Regions from separate parts of the Homo sapiens genome. Here region 1 is linked to region 2. A link is an interaction called in ENCODE POLR2A ChIA-PET data of the cell type or tissue named here. Cell type or tissue: PC-3. All regions are shown on one strand. Each heading gives the region's core, and the rest is flanking DNA. Links, peaks and the distances in the headings are about the cores only.

What was found. Peaks named below come from ENCODE experiments on the same cell type or tissue, not always from the same donor. Only the 100,000 strongest peaks of a DNase experiment are listed, where the experiment ranks them.
Region 1: POLR2A ChIA-PET joins it to region 2 with 5 read pairs; 1 of 35 experiments calls an interaction of 5 or more read pairs at or near these places.

What each region holds. Positions count from the first base shown.
Region 1 is chrX:7,985,263-7,991,377 of GRCh38, forward strand. All of the region lies in intron 1 of LOC107985675 (a long non-coding RNA gene), which reads left to right. Among named protein-coding and RNA genes, the nearest start is that of PNPLA4, 61 kb to the left of the region's middle. RefSeq lists an enhancer at 1,906-2,200. In PC-3, for the core only: no CTCF peak of the experiment used is centred there; DNase peaks (open chromatin) are centred at 2,944 and 3,307; H3K4me3 peaks cover 803 bases; H3K27ac peaks cover 2,400 bases.
Region 2 is chrX:8,288,171-8,294,285 of GRCh38, forward strand. The region is part of intron 2 of LOC107985675 (a long non-coding RNA gene); the gene reads left to right. Among named protein-coding and RNA genes, the nearest start is that of VCX2, 120 kb to the left of the region's middle. In PC-3, for the core only: no CTCF peak of the experiment used is centred there; no DNase peak of the experiment used is centred there; H3K27ac peaks cover 889 bases.

The sequences.
Region 1 (6,115 bases), core at 1,082-5,081, 300 kb before region 2:
CGTCAGTGATAACAAACCTATCAGTCTGAGGTGGGATATTGAAAGTGTGCATGTAGGTTTGTTGGGGAAGGAGGTACATGGGAACCTTACGTACTTACTGCTCAATTTTGTTGTGAATCTAAACCCATACTAAAAAATAAAGTCAACCCAAAAAGTACGAGGTACTCAAATAAATGCAAATTTCAGATACACAACGAATACTTTTTTAGTATAAGTGTGTCCCAGGCAGTCTTTAGGACATGATTATACAAAAAATATTTCATTGTTTACCTGAAATTCATGTTAAACAGTCCTGTATTTTATCTGGCAGCCCTACTTGAGAGAAGACATCTGATCTTATAGCTTCTTGGTGTTCACCACAATGTCAGGGGAGATGTTGGGGACTTGGGCTTTGCTTCTTGGAGAGCTGCATGAGATGACTTCAGCAGTACTTCTTCCAGCTCAAGAAACCACACTACTGAAAAAACCTGGATAAACTGAACACACTTTGAGGAGAATAATGAGAAAGATGACTCAAAACCAAGTTTCAGGATGTGTGGTTGATGACACTGAGGTTATATAATCTGGAGAAGGGATGATCCAGGAGTAATGGGAAAGTTGTTGCTAAGGCATCTTTTTCATAAAGATTAATAAAGTCATTTTCTAAAGCTGCAAGGGGTAACAGCAGTGCCAGTGAGTGAAGGCCACAGCAAAGCCTATTTCAGCTGGCTGGTGGGATTCTTTTCTAATAGCAAGAGTCATTCAACAATGGAAGGGGCTTCTTTGAAAGGTGGTGCCTTGCTCTATCCTGGGTGTATTTGTACATAAGCTGGGTGATCCCATGGCAAGGGTGCTGATGTGAGCATTACCATATGAATGTGTAGACTGACTGGTGACACGTGTGTGTGGGCTCATGCACACAAAAGAACTTTAACATAGTACTGACCTTTTCATTCATTTTTATTGAGATATTGCACATAGTACAAAATTTACCACTTTAAAGTATAACTATTCACTAGTTTTTAGTATATTCACAAGGGTGTACAGGTATCACCATCTCCACTATCTAATTCCAGAACATTTCTGTCATCTCAAAAAGAAAGCCATTAGTAATCACCCTCCAATCTTCCCTTATCCCAGCCCCTGGCAACCACTAATCTTTCTGTCTCTATGGATTTGGGACTGGTTAATATTTAAGGTAAGGTCCCCTTGAACTTGGAGATTCTCTTGTCTCTGTAAGGAGGCCCTTGGGATCCACCACCCAAACACAAGGAGGTCATTCCCAAGGACAAAGGAATCTCAGCACACTGGAATCAGTGTTAAACTCAGACCCTCAAGAAGTTAGAATGCACCGTCTTTAAATCCCACATTCTTTTTTTTAAATTTTTTTTTTAAATCTTCATTTGGATTGGTTTATTTTATTATTATTATACTTTAAGTTTTAGGTTACATGTGCACAATGTGCAGGTTAGTTACATATGTATACATGTGCCATGCTGGTGTGCTGCACCCATTAACTCGTCATTTAGCATTAGGTATATCTCCTAATGCTATCCCTCCCCCCTCCTCCCACCCCACAACAGTCCCCAGAGTGTGATGTTCACCTTCCTGTGTCCATGTGTTCTCATTGTTCAGTTCCCATCTATGAGTGAGAATATGCGGTGTTTGGTTCTTTGTTCTTGCGATAGTTTACTCTCCAGTGGCGCAATCGGTTAGCGCGTGGTACTTATAAATCCCACATTCTTATGGCGGCACTGTCTGTTCAAATAATAGTTTTTTTTTTTTTTCGTTCCATATAAACATGCACTGGTGAGCCTGAGACTTAAAGGAAATGCCATGAAGTCAAAATAGTGAAAACTACATTTTACTTTGTCAACCTAAATAACAGAGAGTCTCTCCAAAAGAAAAGATGTTTATTTGTGAACAGGGCATTGCAATAGAAACACACATGCCATAGTAAACTATACGCCTATTCAGGGAGGTAAAGGAAGACAAAAGTTTTTAAAGGGAAAAATGAGGAGGATGATGTAACTGTTTTGAAATCATTATCTTTGACTACAAAAATCAATAACAAAGGTGACACCAGTCCGAGTTTGGTCAGGGAGTTGTTTGGCAGATGTCCTTATAGAAGTATTTTTTCTGTAAGGTTGCGATGACATTTGTGCAAGGTTGTGGTTTTTGCAGCCTTTTGTGATAGTTTTTGTTATCAGACCTACAAGCATGTGAACCATCTCCATGGTTTTCCCTGGCTCTGTTTGCCAGGATTTTCTTAACACTAGTCACCCCCACTTCATTCTCACAACTTTCACAAATTGCAGCCTCGTTTGTGTGTGCAATAAGCCTTCATTTCTATTCTTTTTTGAATATTTTACAGATGGGGTACAGTTGCTCTCTAGGGTTTTTTCTTTTATTTCTTTTCTTCATTAGTAACTTGTGATTCTGAAAAGAGGAAGTAGGAAATTACAACATTGTTTGTGCTAAAACTTGACATAGCATGATTAGAAAAACTGTCCTTGGGCACAATTGTGATGAAGACATGAGTGGGTTCTCTCTTGTTTCATCAGGACAGCTGGTAAACTCCCACACTTGTGCTTCTAGCCTTTCTTTTGGCGGGGCATGAAAAGCTCAGCTACAATAAATCATCGTCTAGCCTAAGACATTTATGAATAGATATGTTTTATGAGAGTAGCACATTCAGGATCTGATGAAGACATCTGCTTTTTATTCTCAGTGTGTCACATCTGGGTTAACTACTTTGCAAAAGTGTAGAAATGTTATCATTAAAAATGAATTTGGGTTCAATTGTGGCAAGAGCCACAGCTGAAAACAATGACGGGTTGACAGTTGCCTGAGAAAGCTAGGGCTTTTATTTATTTATTTTAAAGCTATGGCTAGGAGAGGGCTTAGGGACCAAAGGAAAATACTCTACAGTGAGACTTGAACACTTTACTTAACTGTGATCCTGCTCCCGGGTCTGCTCAGGGCACTTTATAGGTATTTTGAGTCAGGGGGAAGTTCACATGCTGTCAATGTGTAAGGAAGGCTCTCTTTGATGAAATACAGTGTGGTGTTGACTTGATGAGCCCACTGTTTTTTCTTAAGGAAATACCTTTGTATTGACTGCATTTGAGGACAAGTAGTGACTCATAAACCTGGAGCAATATGAGGATCTAATAAAATCAACCCCTTTACCTCATACATTCCTAGTGGATGCTCCACAAGAGTTCTGGGGCTACTCAGGGCAGGAAGCCATCCTCACAGGGTTCCCAAGAATTCCGGACAGAAATAGAGTCATCATTCAGCATTCCTCAGGCTGCACTTGCACCCACTTCCTTGTAACCACGAGCCCCATAGCACTAGATCCTGACCATTTGCATCTCTGTTGTTCCTATCGAAAGGATCTCTGATGTTAGAATCAGAGGCTTCTGTTTAAGAATTGCTTCAGCAGATCCTGAATTCCAGTGAAACAGCTGAGGCCAACCAGTTTGAAGACCCCCCACAGAGGAACCCAATCAGCGTGAGAACACAGCTTCTTCATTGCCCTGTCCCATGACTTCACCCTGCACTCTTCTACCAATCAGTGATCTCCACGCTTCGGCCCACTCCAAAACCCTTAAAGCCCCTAGCCCCAAACTCCTTGGAGAGATGGATTGAAGGTTTCCTCTCATCTCCTCATTTGGCAGCCCCATGATTAAACCTCTTTCTCTGCTGCAACCCGGTGTCTCGGGGCAGTGACTTGCCACATGCACGGGGCAATGGACTTATTAGGTTACAGGAGAACCTTGACGTACAGAAATGTGGAAAAAGTTTACAAACCATTTAGGAACATCAAAAGGGACTTGTGGCTACATCACTGGGAGGACGTCCTATACAATCATATCCTCCCAAGTTGGCCTGACAACAGAACATCCATACCCCAATATACAGGCACTGGGGTCGGTTAACAGTGGAGGATGTGGAAGCAAAGGTGAAACCAAGCCAAGTGGCTGCACCACCCCTAAGCAGCACTGTGGCGGCCCCTGATAGCTTGGTTTGCCGTTGTCCCATGGATTTGGCTAGTAAGGAGATGATGAGCCAAGATAGATTCTGACAGTGTAGGACTTACACATACATGTGTCTTCCAAAGCTCATACGCTGGAACGTAGTCCCCAAAGGGAATGTATTAAGAGATGGGGCCATTAGCAGGCGATTAGTGCCCTTATAAAAGGGCTCTGGGGACTAACTCGTCCCTTTTGGCTTCTGCCATGTTGAGGACCCAGTCACAAGTTGTCATTTTGGAAGCAGAGAGCAGTTCTTACTAGATACTGACTCTGCCAGTGCCTCAATCTTGGACTTTCCAGCCTCCAGAACTGTGAGAAATAATTGTCTGTTGTTTATAAATTACCACTCTCAGCTATTCTGTGATAGTATCACAAACAGATTAAGACATTCCCCCCTACCCACGCTGCCAGTTATTTGCCACAGACAAACCATCCCTTTCTCTCTTTTGAGAGGGAGTGATTGCATTGTTGTCAACACCTAGGCACTTGGCAGCTCTCAGTTACTTGGGGACCAAGGTGAAAAAGACTTAAACTTGACAAGTGAGTGAGAAAGAGGGATGAAGAGATAACATCTCCCCACCATCTGGCTTAGCCAGCTGAAGAATAAGATAGAAGGTCTTATTGCAGCTGAACATCTGGTTGAGCTCATGGACTCACCTGGAGATGGATGACTCTCCAGCAAGACCTGCATCAAAACTGCTCTAATTGTTTTTATTAGTTTTCTCTGGCTCAGCTTAGTGGGTTGGGTTTTTTTTTTTTTATAATTGGGAAGCTCCTGCCTTAACTTCTGTGTCAGTCATAGTGATAAAATATGTTGAGTATGCCCTACAATAATGATGTATACATGCTTAAGATGCAAATTGCATCTGTGTGCATGAGATGGAGGTCAAACCCAAGGGTGTCCTCTCTTGAACTTCCACCGTAAAACATCAGACCCCTAGGGCTTCCTCGTGCTTGACCCCTGAGGGTTCACCAAATCATCGCAGAAGAGTCTGCTTGGATTTTATCCTTACTTAGATACTTGTAGATGCTTTATTATTGCTATTAGCTATTTATTAATCATTTTCTTTTAGCACATTATTTTAATAATTTTTATATTGCTCCATTCTGTTACCATGTCTTCAAGAGATAAAGAGAGCATCAAAAGATGATTTGAATCTCCACAGTGAAAAGGCACAGTGAGTAGCTATGAACATCAACCTTAATCCCAAACAATAAACACTGAGATATGCTGTGGCAATATTATAAGATTTTAAAGAAACAAACAAAAATCCTCCCCTAAAGCCTCCAGAAAGGAATGCAGCCCCACCAACACTTTGATTTCAGTCCCGTGAAGATTGTTTTTGGACTTTTGACCTTCAGAACTAGAAGATAATTAATCTGATTCGTTTTCAGCCACTGAGTTTGTGGTCATTTGGTATAGCAGGAATGGGAAACCAACACAGTGTCCATTTTCTTTTCAGTTGCTTTGTGTAGTTTTGTGAAAAGATTTATAGAGATTTTTTTAAAACCTCACCATTGTCATCTTGTTTTGTCTAGGATGTTGTTTTCTAAATTACATTTTATTTAAGCTTTAGTGCACTGGACTAAGTTGACTGAGAATTATTAAATATATTTTCCTCCCCCAAACTGTTATTGGAAGCAATATTTTATAGGAACGAACACAGGGTTCATGATACTGGCTCTTAAACAAAATGTGTGTTTTTATAGAAAATATTCTGGGCTTGCTCATTGTTTATAGCAAGGGAAAAGGAAACTTGTGTTCCATTTTTCACTCCCTTTTACTGACACATTTTTTATGGATATTGAAGCTATTGCTGGTGTCTTCCCTGTAAGTGACACATTTGTACTTTTCAAAAACCATTTTAGAGGTATCAAAGATATGAGCTAGTGAAAACCACCTGCTCATGAGCAAGAAGAAATGAAGCACATTTGCCTCCATTTTTCGGGATTGCAATGTATGGACCATTCATTGAAACCATCTTAAGACGTGGATAAATTTGGGGACTTCTGGAAAATGTCTTTTGCAATGTAGTGAATGTGGATGCTCAATTGATGATGTAAAAAAATAGACTCATATAATACAGTGAAATGAG
Region 2 (6,115 bases), core at 708-4,707:
AGATAGATATCCTATTCATTCTGTTTCTCTGGAGAACCCTTACTAATATAGTTGTTGAACAAATAATTAAGTAACTGAAGGCTGGCACAACTTTTTGTTCTTTTTTTAAAAAAAGTATTCAGACTTTTGTCTTCCTCATTTGATATTAGCAAATGCACTATAAAATGAAAGGCAAAGCTTTGTTCATGAGTGATTATTCCAGACTAAAGACATCCCCTATCATCTTGGTTGCATAAATTGTAAAAGAAAGGGAAGGAACAAAACTAAGTGAGCTGTTGGGTTTCCAACAACCACCATCTTCTGAGTGAGTAATGAGAAGGTGGGCTTTGTCATCACTCATTAGAGATGGCCCTTCTTTTAATGAATCCTGCAAATATGGAGGACACCAGTGTATCAAATCTTCATATGGTGAGGTAAAGCCAGGGAATATTCAGAAAGCCTTATCTCTCTGCTCATTCCTTTGAAAGTATAGACTATGTCTGCTCCTTGGTGATGACAGACAAAGACATAACAAACAAGGTAATAGTCCCATCAGGTCCTTTCAGTCACTTTGATATATGATCACTTCCCCTGCCACCAGGAACTTAAATGATGACATGCATCTTTGAAGTATTTCATTATAAAGAAGACTAGTCATTCTCATCCTGTCCTCCACAGACATGATCAGCCTTCTGGGAAACTCTATGACTCACCATTGCAGGTATATGTGGACAGTAATCATCCCATAAATAGTTGAGAGAAAAAATAAGTGAGACTCAAAAATGATTATTATTCTTAAAGATATTGAAAATAAGTTTCTCATCCCCCAAGACCTTAATGGGAATTCGAAAACAACTTTTCAAAGAGCAAGAGCCCACTTTTAAATTAGCTTTGTCAACATCATTACAGAACTCATTTTTACCCATTCACCTTTATGCTGTTGACAGAGCTATCTATAACTATACTATAAAAATGTCATCACGTTGGATTGTTCTTTGTTGCCTAAAACATCCCAAATGACATTATGACTGGGAAGAAAAAGAAGGAAAGGAAAATGAGGCTAAGCTGATGGCTAGCAGAAATGCAGAATCTGACACAGGCATATTATGGGGTAAACCATGGTGCACATTTGCTACCTCGTCACCATACAAATGTCACAGGCATTCAAACAGTTCTTGATAATCTGGTCCCATCCTATTATGTCAACTCAGATCGGGGAAGACCCTACATCAACATAAACTCAGTACCAAGACAGAAGACAGCGTGTCTTTACAACCACCTTTCCCCTTGCAGTCCTCTCTGACTTGCATTCTCTTTCCCAGAGCTGTAACTAGGAGTTTAGGGCAAGCACCAGGAAGCTTGTCTTCAAATAAAATTTGTTACCCATGAAGTGGCTACTCACCACTAACAAGGCACTAAACTTCAAAGTTCATTGAGCAGGGGATTAAGATGGCAGATAGGTGGCAGGACTAGCTTGCAGCTCCTGCTCCCACAGATAGCAGCATGTGGAGATTCATGTTGTGAACTTTTGCTGCAAGAACTACCGCAGGAATATAACAGGAATGCTAAGAGAATCCACAGACCCTCTGAAGGAACTGGATCACTACTGCAGGCTCCCTGAAATCCTGAAAAACTGTGAGTCAGCTTGCTTTCTCAATGAGGAGGCTTGTGGTCTGGGCCAGCTTTCCCCCACTTCCCTGGTAATCTGTATTACTCAGCAGAGGCAACCATAATCCCCCTGGGAATATAACTCCATTGGACTGGGACCCACATCCCCATCCCCCACAGCAGCCACAGCAAGCCCCACCCAAGGAGAAGCTGAGCTCAGACATGCTTATCTTTGCCCCAACCTGGTGGTCTTTCTCTACCCACCCTGCTAGCAGAAGACAATGGTCATCATCTCTTGGGAGCTCTATGGCCCTGGCTACCACCTGAGAAACCTGAATACTTAACCAGGTGTCCCTAGGGCAGGTTTGAATCCTCCCTATAGGACTGCAGCTGATGCATTCTTGAAAGCACCATCTCCTGGCTGGAGGCCAACCAACACAAAACCAACACACTAAACAAAAACACAACCAAAAACCCTCACAGAATCCACCTCACTACCCTGTTAACTCCACTGGAGCAGGTACTGGTATTCATGGCTGCAAGATCTGTAAATGGATCACATCATGGGACTTTTTGCAGACACTCCCCAGTACCAGCCTGGAGCTTGGTAGTTCTGCTGGGTGGCGAGACCCAGAAGAGCAAAAACAGTCACTACAGTTTGGCTCTCAGGAAGCCCCATTCCTAGGGGAAGGGGAAGAACACCACTTCAAGGGAGCACCCCATGAAACGAAAGAATTTGAACAGCAGCCCTTGAATCCCAGATTTCTCCTCTGACATAGTCTACTCAAATGAGAAAGAACCAGAACAACAATTTTAGTAATATGACAAGATGAGATTCTTTAACACCCCCAAAAGATTATACCAGCTCACCAGCAATGGAACTGAACCAAGATGAAACCTCTGAGTTGCTAGAAAAAGAATTGAGAAGGTAGATTGTTAAGCTAATCAAGGAGGCATCAGAGAAAGGTGAAGTCCAATTTAAGGAAATCAAAAAAGTAATAATAATACAAGAAATGAGAGGATAAATCTTCAGTGAAATGCATAGCATAAGTGAAAACAATCACAACTTCAGGAAATAAAAGACACACTTAGAAAATGCCAAGTGTTTTGGAAAGTCTCAGCAATAGAATTGAACAAGCAGAAGAAAGAACTTCAGAGCTCGAAAACAAGGTTTTCAAATTAACTCAATCCAAAAAAGAGTAAGAAATAAATGAATAATCAAGGCCTCCAAGAATTTTGGGATTATGTTAAACAACCAAACCTAAGAATAATTGGCATTCCTGAGGAAGAAGAGAAATCTAAAAGGTTGGAAAACATATTTGGGGGAATAATCAAGGAACTCTTCCCTGGCCTTGCTAGAGGCCTGGATATCCAAATAAAAGAAGCTCAAAGCACACCTGGGAAATTCATTGCAAAAAGATCATCACCCAGGCACATTGTCATTATGTTATCTAAAGTCAAGGTGAAGGAAACAATCTTAAGAGCTGTGAGGCAAAAGCACCAGATAACCTGTAAAAGAAAACCTATCAGATTAACAGCAGATTTCTCAGCAGAAACCCTACAAGCAAGAAGGATCTGGGCCCCTATCTTCAGCCTGTTTAAACAAAACAATTGGCCAGGCGCAGTGGCTCACACCTGTAATCCCAGCACTTTGGGAGGCCAAGGTGGGTGGATCACGAGGTCAGGAGATTGAGACCATCCTGACCAACATGGTGAAACCCTGTCTCTACTAAAAATACAAAAAATTAGCTGGGTGTGGTGGTGCATGCCTGTACTCCCAGCTACTCGGGAGGCTGAGGCAGGAGAATCACTTGAACCCAGGAAGCAGAGGTTGCAGTGAGACAAGATCACACCACTGTACTCCAGCCTGGTGACAGAGTGAGACTCTGTCTCAAAAAAAAAAAACAAAAAACAAAAAAACAATTATCAGCCAAGAATTTTGAATCCAGTGAATTTCCTTCATAAAGGAAAGATACAGTCTTTTTCAGACAAACAAATGCCGAGAGAATTTGCTACTACCAAGCCATCACTATAAGAACTGCTAAAAAGAGCTCTAAATCTTGAAACAAATCCTGGAAATACATCAAAACAGAACCTCTTTAAAGCATAAATCTCACAGGACCTATAAAACAAAAATACAATTTAAAAAGCCAAGGTATACAGGCAACAAATAGCATGATGAATGGAATAGTACCTCACATCTCAATACTAATGTTGAATGTAAATGGCCTAAATGCTCCACTTAAAAGATACAGAATTGCAGAATGGATAAGAATTCACCAACCAACTATCTGTTGCCTTCAGGAGACTCAACTAACACATAAGAACTCATATAAACTTAAGGTAAAAGGATGGAAAAAGATATTCTATGCAAATGGACACCAAAAGTGAGTGGGAGTAGCTATTCTTATATCAGACAAAACAAACTTTAAAGCAACAGCAGTTAAAAAAGACAAAGAGGGACATTATATAATGTTAAAACATCTAGTCCAACAGGAAAATATCACAATTCGAAACATATATGCACCCAACACTGGACCTCCCAAATTTGTAAAATAATTACTACTAGACCTAAGAAATGAGATAGATGGCAACAAGATAGTCGTGGGGGATATTAATACTCCAATGACAGCACTAGACAGGTCATCAAGACAGAAAGTCAACGAAGAAACAATGGACTTAAACTATACCCTACAACAAATGGACTTAACAGATATTTACAGAACATTCTACCCAATAACTGCAGAATATACATTCTATTCATCAGGACATAGAAAATTCTCCAAGATAGACCATATGATGAGCCACAAAACAAGTCTCAGTAAATTTAAGAAAATTGAAATTATATCAAGTACTCTCTGAGGCCACAGTGGAATAAAATTGGAAATCAACTCCAAAAGGAACCCTCCAATCCATGGAAATACATGGAAATTAAATAATCTACTCCTGAATGATCATTGAGTCAACACTGAAGTCAAGATGGAAATTAAGAAATTCTTTGAACTGAACAATAATAGTGACACAACCTATCAAAACCTCTGGGATACAGCAAAGGCAGTGCTAAGAGGAAAGTTCATAGCATTTATGTATTAAAGGCAAGTTTATCGGAATCAGTAAAAGCAGATCATTTCTAATCAATAATTTTTCCTTTAGTGAGGAAAGCCCTACATCAAAAAATCTGAAACAGCACAAATAGACAATCCAAGGTCACTTCTAATGGGACTGGAGAAACAAGAACAATTGAAAGCCAAATCCAGCAGAAGAAAATGAATAATGAAGATCAGAGCAGAACTAAATGAAATTGAAAAAAAAATTGAAATAAAACAAAAAACTGGTTCTTTGAAAAGATAAATAAAATTGATAGCCCATTAACCATTAACCAAGAAAAGAGAGAAGATTAACCAAGAAAAGAGAGAGGATCCAAATAAGCTCAATTAGAAACAAAATGGGAGATATTACAACTGATACCACAGAAATACAAAAGATTATTCAAGGCTACTATGAACACCTTTGCAGGCATAATCTAGAAAACCTAGAGGAGATGGATAAATTCCTGGAAGTATATAACCCTCCTAGATTAAACCAGAAAGATATAGAGTCTCCGAACAGACCAATAACAAGCAATGAGATTGAAATGGCAATAAAAAAAATTACCAAAAACAAAAGTCCAGGACCAGATGGATTCACAGCTGAATTCTATCAGACATTCAAAGAAGAATTGGTACCAATCCTATTAACACTATTCCAAAAGATAGAGAAACAGGGAATCCTCTCTAAGTCGATCATTCTCTAAAGCCATTGTCACCCTAATACCAAAACCAGGAGAGGATATAACAAAAAAAGAAAATTACAGATCAATATCCCTGATAAACATAGATGCAAAAATCCTCAACAAAGTACTAGCAAACTGAATCCAACAGCATATCAGAAAGATAATCCACCATGATCAAATGGGTTTCATAAGAGGGATGCAGGAATGATTTAACATACATAAGTCAATAAATGTGATACACCACAGAAACACAATTAAAAGTCACACAATTATCTCAATAGACACAGAAAAAGCATTTTACAAAATCCAGCATCCCTTTATGATTAAAACCCTCAGAAAAATCGGCATCGAAGGGACATACTTAAAAAAAAAGTCATCTACAACAAACCCACAGCCAACATTATACTGAACAGGGAAATGTTGAAAGCATTCCCCCTGAGAACTAGAACAAGACAAGGACGCCCACTCTCACTACTTCTATTCAACATAGTACTGGAAGTCCTAGCCAGAGCAACAGACAAGAGAAAGAAATAAAGGGCATCCAAATTGGTAAAGAGGAAAAATAAAAACGAAAATATTTAGGAATATACCTAGCCAAGGATGTGAAAGATCTCTACAAGGAAAACTTGTAAGATCTCTACAAGGAAAACTACAAAACACTGCTGAAAGAAATCATAGACAACACAAACAAATGCAAACACATCCCATGCTCATGGATGGGTAGAATCAACACTGTGAAAATTACCATACCGCCAG